3 separate regions of the Homo sapiens genome follow, and regions 2 and 3 are each linked to region 1. A link is a contact called in ENCODE Hi-C or POLR2A ChIA-PET data. All regions are on one chromosome and are shown on one strand. Each heading gives the region's core, a stretch centred on a gene start or an enhancer-like site at or near the end of the contact. The rest is flanking DNA. Distances are from core to core; before and after follow the strand shown. Region 1 has its middle 94 kb from the start of CAPN13. Region 2 has its middle 8.9 kb from the start of LINC01936. Region 3 holds the start of CAPN14 (calpain 14).

Region 1 (2,700 bases), core at 3-2,502:
TCCTTCTGGCTCCTCCTGGACACTGCAAGGTAAAGCAGAGGACGAGCTCCTCCTCTTGGCTCTAGTGTGCCTTTTTTCTCCCACAGTGTGATTGTCCCAGCAGGGGGAAATCCAGTGGCGCTTTCTCCAGTGATTTTCCCCAGCATCCAGCAGAGGAGGCTCTTGTACTCCAGCTCCAGTCCACTGGCACCCCGGACCTTCTCCACTGCCCAGTGGTCTGCAGCCACACTCTCTCCCTCAAGGTGGGACTCTCATCCATGCTCTAACCTCCTCCTCTGGGTAATCTTCCCAGCCCTAGAGGTAGCAGGGCTACCTCTATAATAGTAAGTGCTTCCTGCACTTATTATTCCTGTATTCCTTAGAGTCCTCTTTTGCCCCTTTTAGAAGTTAACACCTTTTACTACTTCATAATATATATATTTTTTTTCTGAGATGGAGTTTTGCTCTTGTTGCCTAGGCTGGAGTGTGGTAGTGTGATCTTGGCTCACTGCAACCTCCGCCTCCTGGGTTCAAGTGATTCTCCTGCCTCAGCCTCCCAAGTAGCTGGGATTACAGCGACCCGCTACCACACCCGGCTAATCTTTGTATTTTTAGTAGAAACGGGGTTTCACCATATTGGGCAGGCTGGTCTCGAACTCCTGACCTCAGGTGATCCACCTGCTTCAGCCTCCCAAAATGCTGGGATTATGGCATGAGCTACCATGCCCGGCCTATAATTTTTTATATTACATTTTCCTTATTCAAATTGCTGGTGTGATTTTTGTCTCCTGACTGGACTCTGTCTGTTATATAGTAGGTGTTTTAAAATAATAGTTCACCTTCTCTCCACCTCCAGAAAAGCTTTTTTTTTTTTTTTTTTTTGAGTCTTGCTCTGTTGCCCAGGCTGGAGTGCGGTGGTGCGATCTCGGCTCACTGCAACCTCTGCCTCCTGGTTTCAAGCAATTCTCTTGCCTCAGCTTCCCAAGTAGCTGGGATTACAAGCTATGTTGCCACACCTAGATAATTTTCATATTTTAGTAGAGACGGGGTTTCACCATGTTGGTCAGGCTGGTCTCGAACTCCTGACTTCAAGCAATCTGCCAGCCTCAGCCTCCAAAAGTGCTGGGATTACAGGTGTGAACCACCGCACCTGGCCCAGAAAAGCATTTTTACATATGTCATTTAATGACAAGGGAAAATTACCACACACCGCCAGAAACTATGGCAGCTCTGGAGTTTGCAACCCCAACTTGAACAAATGACTTCCTCCTTTGAGGGCTCGCAGAGTGTGACCATTGCATACTTCCTGGTCATGGTCTGGGGAAAACCATGAGGAGTAAGGGTGAGGAAATCAGCAAAGCCTCACCCAGCATTTTAGTGGTGGGCATATTGGAAGGCACCAAGGTCTTCTGTAGAAACCATGCAGTACGGACAGATGACATTTGGAGAAAGACTCATAAACACAGACCAAACACGGGTGATAAGAAACAGGATTCAAGTGGCAGAAAGCCCAGCACCTGTAGTCCCAGCTACTCGGGAGGCTGAGGCAGGAGAATGGCGTGAACCCAGGTGGCGGAGCTTGCAGTGAGCCGAGATCGCGCCACTGCACTCCAGCCTGGGTGACAGAGCGAGACTCCATCTAAAAAAAAAAGAATAATGTGGAACTCAGGAAAGACTCAACAAGCTCAGCCACTATGTCCCCAGCCATGTTAAACCGTGAGCACTTGTGACCTGTGGGGGAGGTTCTAAAGCCTCAACCCATAGCTTCCCTTTCCACCCTTTGTAGTTTGTGGGGTGTACATATAGGCAGTAAAATGTGCTAAGAAGAACCCATCTGCATTGTTCTTTAGAGATATCTGAACCCTACAGACCCCAGCAAGAGGGCAAGATTCTGTTGCACAAAGTGGGCAAAACCAGGTGAACTGCCCCCTGCCACCAATAGAAAGTCAGCTCCCCCAGGCTTCTCTCTGGCTGGTTTTGTTACTTTCTCCTACCTTGGCAGCTGAAATGGAGGCAGCCCTTGGCTGTAACATCCATGGTTGATGGCCTGGCTGTGTGGTCCTGCCTCGCGGCTGCGTGGAACTGAATGTGTGGACAGGGATGTGCATAATCATCCTGGGTGGAACCCCAGGGTCCCAGTGCTGGACCCTGGGGTCCTAGAGCTGCTCCTACCTGGTATGGATATCCTGCTCTCCACCTGGGCCTAGGACTCCCAACTATAAGTCATAAGCCATGGCAGGGTCTCAGAGAACAAGGGAATTAGAAGGAAGGACTTTAGGGGTCAGGCCAAACCCACAATTGGAGAAGCTGACTAAGGTCAGACAGAGAGGCAGTTGCAAGACTAAGATTACAACCGAGGCCCTGCCCTACTCACACTATGGGTTAATGTTGCCAATTTAGCCATAGGGAGGGCCTGACTTCCGGCAAACTCCTGGCTTGCAGTGCTGAGCAGCAGGGCTGAGCAGTAATTAGTGGAGATGACCACTAGGTGTCACTGTCGCACCATTATCTGCGGCTGCACAGTGGCCAGATTTTTTTTTTTTTTTTTTTTTTTTTTTTTTTTTTTTTTTTTTTAACCTCCCCAAAACATGTGAACGCTGGCTTAACCGCCAACCTCAGGTAGGTGAAAGGGGTTTTTAATTTTCATTGTCACAAGCATCATAAAAGAAGCAGCAACTCCCAGGCTAAAGAAGGGGAGGACTGTTTTGACTTACTGCCCCA
Region 2 (2,700 bases), core at 53-2,552, 380 kb before region 1:
GCCTAGAGAGGGTGGAATGCCTTTGGTAAGCAGGTATCCAAAGACAATAGCATAGGTCATACTGAAACCTATGTCCCAGGATGTAAGATGTTATGAGTATAAACCCTGATTCCTCTGAAGACATTGGAGAGATGCAACCGTCATCCTTGTAGTACCCGAAACATGGTATTCTGGGAGGTTGGGATTGAGGGGATGGAAAAGGGCCATTTGTCGTGGACTCTTCCTTTGATGAACTCATTTGGAATTACTATAGAAGACACCATACCCCATGGATACACGGTTTCCTGCTCCGGCCCCTCCTCTGCTAGCTTGGCTACTCAAAATCCAACTAATATTGACTGAATGTCTGCATGCCTGCTATGTATCTGGAACTCCTGAGGCACACTCGGGTCTTACTTCATTGAATCTTCAAAACTGTCCAGCAATTCAGAGACTCTTACCACAGTTTACGGTTGTGAAACTGAGGCTCAAAGCAGTTTGGGACATTAGTCCTGGACTTGCAGCTATTGAGAGGACAGGGTTCAAACCTAGCTTCACCCAAGGCCAAGTCCAGTGCTCTTCCAAGCCCCCTCCATGAAGCTTTCCAGAGAAATCCTAGCTGTGCCCAGCCATTCTAGATACTGTCCGGGAGGACACCTTAGAAGCTTAGGACAGCCTGGGTGATTCAGCCTAGAAGAACACACTAGGAGAATGGTGAGAGACCTGTGTTCTTGTCCGTTCTAATTTTAACCCGGTAGGTCCCTTCTCTAGATGTAGTTTTCTCATCTGTAAAGCTGAGAGAGTGGCTTTCTAAACCACTTCCTGTTCTGCATCTCCTCCCCATGACTGCCTGTGTACATCTGAAAGCAATGGTTCTGGGGCCTGAGTCTCAGTCTGATGTGTTTACATGTCCCTGGTTTCTTTCGGCCTGTTCCCCAAGAACGGTCTCCAGGCCCGCGCCCTCAGTGCCCCTGAGCTGCAGCTGCTTGCCTGGCCTCCCAGCCCCAACTGCACCTGTCCAGCCCGTGCTCTGGGGAAGTTAGCAAGGAATCAGGACCCTGGAAGGTGGCACAGGCTCAAGGTGGCTGCAGAGGAGGCAACTACAAGTGCTGCTGAGGGACCTCCTCCCGGCAGCCCTCCAGAATTACTGCTCCCCAAAGTAACTCTCAGGTTGTTTTAATGAAAGATAAATGCATGCTACCCTGTGCTCAGTTTTTATTTTCTAGAATGTGTGGAACAGTGAGGGAATTGTAACATCTTTTTTGTTTTGTTTTGTTTTTGAGTCAGAGTCTCACTCTGTCACCCATGCTGGAGAGTGCAGTGGTGCGATCTTGCCTCACCGCGACTTCCGGCTCCCGGTTCAAGTGATTCTCCTGTCTTAGTCTTCCGAGTAGCTGGGATTACAGGCAGGCACCACCACGCCCAGCTAATTTTTGTATTTTTAGTAGAGACAGGGTTTCACCAAGTTGGCCAGGCTGGTCTCAAACTCTTGACTTCAGGTGATTCATCCACCTCGGCCTCCCAAAATTCTGGGATTACAGGCGTCAGCCACCACACCCGGCCTGTAACATCATTTTTTAAAAATCAAACACACAGTGAGGTGGTGTCACAACTCCTCAGATGGCTGAGAATTGTTAGGAAATGCAACCCTGTGGCTCAGACTCCACACTCAACTGCTCTCTGGAAGCATCACCTGTGCCCAACCTCACCTCAGTAGCGGAGAATTGCTGGATCAGTATACAGACTAGCGGAGTGGTTGGGAGAGTAGGAGCCGCTCTGAAGGGATCAAGCCTCAACTGGATGCAGGAATTCCGGTGGTTTATTAGCAAGAGAAGGCACTTGGAGGTGCAAGGAGTGCAATACTGAACAAAACAGCCACAGTCCTTACCCTCGTGGAGCTTAGAGTTGTCAGGGAAGGATATGGACAGTAAACAGGTAAAGTAATAAATATATATGTAATCTAAAATTGAGAAAATGCTACAAAGGTCAGAAGCAGAGTGTGTGATGGAGAATAAGGGTGTTTTTGGGTTGGAGAGAGGGACTTCCACTGAAGCAATGTTGTCAAGGATGATCCATTTGAAGGGGTAACATGTAAGCTGAGAGCTGAAAGTCAAGGAATCAACTGGGCTACAAACTGGAAAAAGAGCCAGAGGCAAGGCCAAAGGCCCCAAAAGAGGGTTCAGCAAACATTCGGTGCAGGGCCAGATAGTAAATACCTTTGGCTTCATGGTCCATCAATCTCTGTCATGCCTGTGTTCCAATAAAACTTTATTTATAAAACAGAAGCAGGAAGTATTCTGCCAATTCCTGCCCTGAAACAATAAAGCATGCATTGTGTGTTAGGAAAGAATGAGGCTGGCTAGCCGGGCCAGGGAGGAAGGGGAGGGTTTCAAGGTGAGGTGGAAAAGACAGGAGTGAGGTCATGGAAGGCTTTGTAGAACATGGAAAAGACTTCGGATTTATTGTAAAAAGCCACTGCAGGGTTTTAAAGCAGCCAAGAGACATGACTTGATTTATACTGTGAAAGATTACTCTGGTTACTGTGTAAAGAAAGAACTGGAGAGAGGAAAGGGAGGAGGCAGGAAGACCCTCTTGGAATCTACTGTAATAGCCATGGGAGAGATGCTGGTGACCCGCTATCTGGTGGAGATAGAGAAAGGCAGATGGCTTGAAGATCCAATTTGGAGATTACATCCATAGGACTTGCTGATGATCACATGT
Region 3 (2,700 bases), core at 77-2,576, 500 kb after region 1:
TCCATTTACATAACTTTCAAAAGTGACAAAACCAATCTATATGTTAGAAATTAGCTTAGTGGTTACCCTTGAGGTCGAGCGATCTATCACCAAACCAATTATACCACTGATAGTTACATCAATTCCATTCCTTTTCTACTGCTTGTTTTGATGGTCAGGAGAGAGATTTACAAGGGAGTTTGAAAAGTGGGAGAATCAATTCATTTAAACAAGGCTTTATTGCATGCTTCCCCATGGGCCAGGCATTGCCCTAGATGGTAGGGGTACAGGATGGATTAGACAGAATTTCTGCCCTCGAGGAAGTCACAGTCCAACGACCAGGCTCACACTCTAGAAAGGGCCCTCACTCTTCAGCATGAGGTGCCCACTCTGTGAAATGGCCAGTACCTAACTCATCCAAGAATTCTCCCCCTAGAAAGTCAAAGACACCCCTCACCCTATCAGGCCTGGAAGATGTACCCAGGCTGAAACACTTAGGTACCACCCACCAAAACATTGTCACCCTGTGCCTCCATAGGAGAGGGTTATAAGCTGAACTGAGAGCCGACTACCTCGCTCTGGAGTCCTCCAGAGCTTTGAGGAGTGATTTCCAGTGCCCATAGGCCAGCAGACCACTCAGACAAGGGCAATTTCGAGATTTCTAATCTAGGCAAGGGCCGTGCCAAGCACCACACTGACAGCTATCATTTGAGGCAATATTTCACTCTTATAGTGTGGTCACCGTCCCAGTGTGTTTTTCACATCTAATTTCATACAGGAAGTCAGCCCAGCCTCACTGCTTATCAGAACAGAGAACAGTCGGCCTCCTTGACTCTGAGGATCCCATAAGGCCTCAGTGATAAGCTGGCTGCCCCCAGATTCCTTCTCATCAGGAGGCTCAGGAGACAACTGGGATGGCCTATGTTCTGGGAAATGACAGCACCTAGCAGCATCAGTAACTCTACCAAATGACTTCGAGAGAAACCAGAGCTGGAGGGACCTCAGAAATTACCCAGGCCCAAAGATACTCCCATCTTTTTTTTTAAATGAGGAGATTGGGGCCAAAGGGCTGAAGTCTATTCCTCAAGGTCACACTAATAAGTGATGGCAAAACTGAGGACAAAATTGAAATCTCCAGACTCCAGGGTTTTTTCTGTATACACTCACCTGCAAAGCTCAAACCAGGAGAAGCAAATACCATCCTCTCACCTTCTAAACCCAGACCCTGTAGAGTCTCATAGGGCCTCTGGGCTAACTTGGACCCACCCTTGGAACTAAAGAAATTTACCTGCACAGGAGATTTTGCTTCTTTAAGCGCCTGGGCAAGCTCTAATCCCGGTGCAGTCAGAAGCATGCAGCCTGAAACCACCTCTTATATATGGGTCCTTTCTACACATGGTGTTTAGCCAAGAATTTGCGACCCCACCTCCCAGGACCTTGGTTCCTCCCCACTGTGTGTTCTCTGGAAGGGAGTGGAGTACCCAGGGCTTTGCGACTGGATTACACAAATCCAATTATTTCTTTAGAACACCATACAGAGAAAGCCTGTTTCAGTAATGCCTTAATGAGAGAGAGTTAGTCATCTTCTCACTTCCAACCCTGGGGAGGGTACTTTCAGGTGTGACCTAGAAAAGCATTTCACTGCAGGAGCACATGATACTGCTTGCTCACCTCCCCACAACTCCCAGGACACCAAAGAACCAAGACAGAGATTCCTGTACATCCCTATGTTTAAACTAACATTGACAGAAGCCTGGAAAGTATTTTCAAGAGGTGGCTGTGGGTTTTCTTTTATGGTTGTCAGAGTCTGAGGCAGCCCTCAGGGATGTTTCCTGCTAAGGAGGAAATCTGTGATTCATTTGTGCTATTGAGATCGCTCCCTCTTCCTTCCCAACCTACTTTCCAAATCCCCCATTTTGGCCATCTGGGACTCAGAACATTGACCTCCCACTGGTTGTCTCCTCACAGTTCACCTTGGGTCCCGTTGCTCCAAATCTGGTTGTTCTTCCCTTAAAGCATTTCTTAGCCCTCCTGTGGTTGCTCTAGACTTCTTCACTCCCTCCCCACCCCCACCCCCAAATCCTTCTCCTAGGTTCCCACCACCACTTGCACAGATTTCCATCATAGCAGCTTAGTTGGTTCCAGCTTGCCTGCCTCCACGCTTGCACACCTAGGATCCCCAGAACCCAGAACCATGCCTAGTACCCAGGAGGTGCTCAATATGTGTCAGTGGAATCAGAGTCCCTTGCCTGTGGAAATCCTCTGTCCTCTTCCTCCCCGCCTGCTTCTTGGCCTCTGCCTTGACTCTAATCTCTCCAACTCAATCATTTTGTGTGATTATCACTCCACCCATTTTATTAGTACTGATAAATTAACTAATATTGATAATAATAGCCAACACGTTTTGAGCACTTATGACATGCCAAGCACAATGCTAAGCACATTGCATGCAGAATCTCATGGAATCTTCACAACTTTGTGAGGTAGTGCTATTATTATCCACATTCTACAAAAAGAAAACGGAGGCACAGCATGGCAACTCGCCCAAGATAACCGCAGCCAGTAAACAGCAGAGATGGGGCTAAAGTCCCAGGGTGTCAGGTTCCACTAACTTCTCCTCATCTTTGTCAAGGAATTGTCTCCCTGCCACTGTCAAATCAAATCCAAAGCTTTCTTCCTGAGCTAAACGCTCTTTGGAGCCTTCCCCCTGCCTCATGTGCC

What was found. Hi-C counts contacts between places; a loop is a spot of excess contacts on that map. ChIA-PET counts read pairs that join two places held with the same protein, here RNA polymerase II (POLR2A). Pooled maps may share reads with other maps.
Region 2: a loop to region 1 is called in a map of OCI-LY7, with 3 times the contacts of the local background. The contact joins two enhancer-like sites. A Hi-C loop is called at or near these places in 31 of 168 maps with a recorded cell type or tissue (B cell, CD4-positive, alpha-beta T cell, CD4-positive, alpha-beta memory T cell and 17 more), 21 of 37 single-sample maps with no recorded cell type and 29 of 50 pooled maps. POLR2A ChIA-PET finds 5 or more read pairs at or near these places in 2 of 52 experiments (B cell and CD4-positive, alpha-beta memory T cell).
Region 3: a map with no recorded cell type shows a loop between it and region 1 (5-fold over the local background). The contact joins the promoter of CAPN14 here to the enhancer-like site in region 1. A Hi-C loop is called at or near these places in 2 of 37 single-sample maps with no recorded cell type and 4 of 50 pooled maps. POLR2A ChIA-PET finds 5 or more read pairs at or near these places in 1 of 52 experiments (GM12878).

Annotation. Positions count from the first base shown.
Region 1 is chr2:30,711,804-30,714,503 of GRCh38, forward strand. No RefSeq gene overlaps it. Among named protein-coding and RNA genes, the nearest start is that of CAPN13, 94 kb to the right of the region's middle. Within about 2 kb of position 1,253, at least 2 of the 41 ENCODE cell types and tissues checked have a DNase peak (open chromatin) inside an H3K27ac peak, as active enhancers do.
Region 2 is chr2:30,336,434-30,339,133 of GRCh38, forward strand. No RefSeq gene overlaps it. Among named protein-coding and RNA genes, the nearest start is that of LINC01936, 8.9 kb to the right of the region's middle. RefSeq lists enhancers at 817-1,006, 1,387-1,626. Within about 2 kb of position 1,303, at least 9 of the 41 ENCODE cell types and tissues checked have a DNase peak (open chromatin) inside an H3K27ac peak, as active enhancers do.
Region 3 is chr2:31,216,189-31,218,888 of GRCh38, forward strand. It overlaps CAPN14 (calpain 14), which reads right to left and starts at 1,327. Exons shown (of 22, transcript NM_001145122.2): 1 at 1,268-1,327.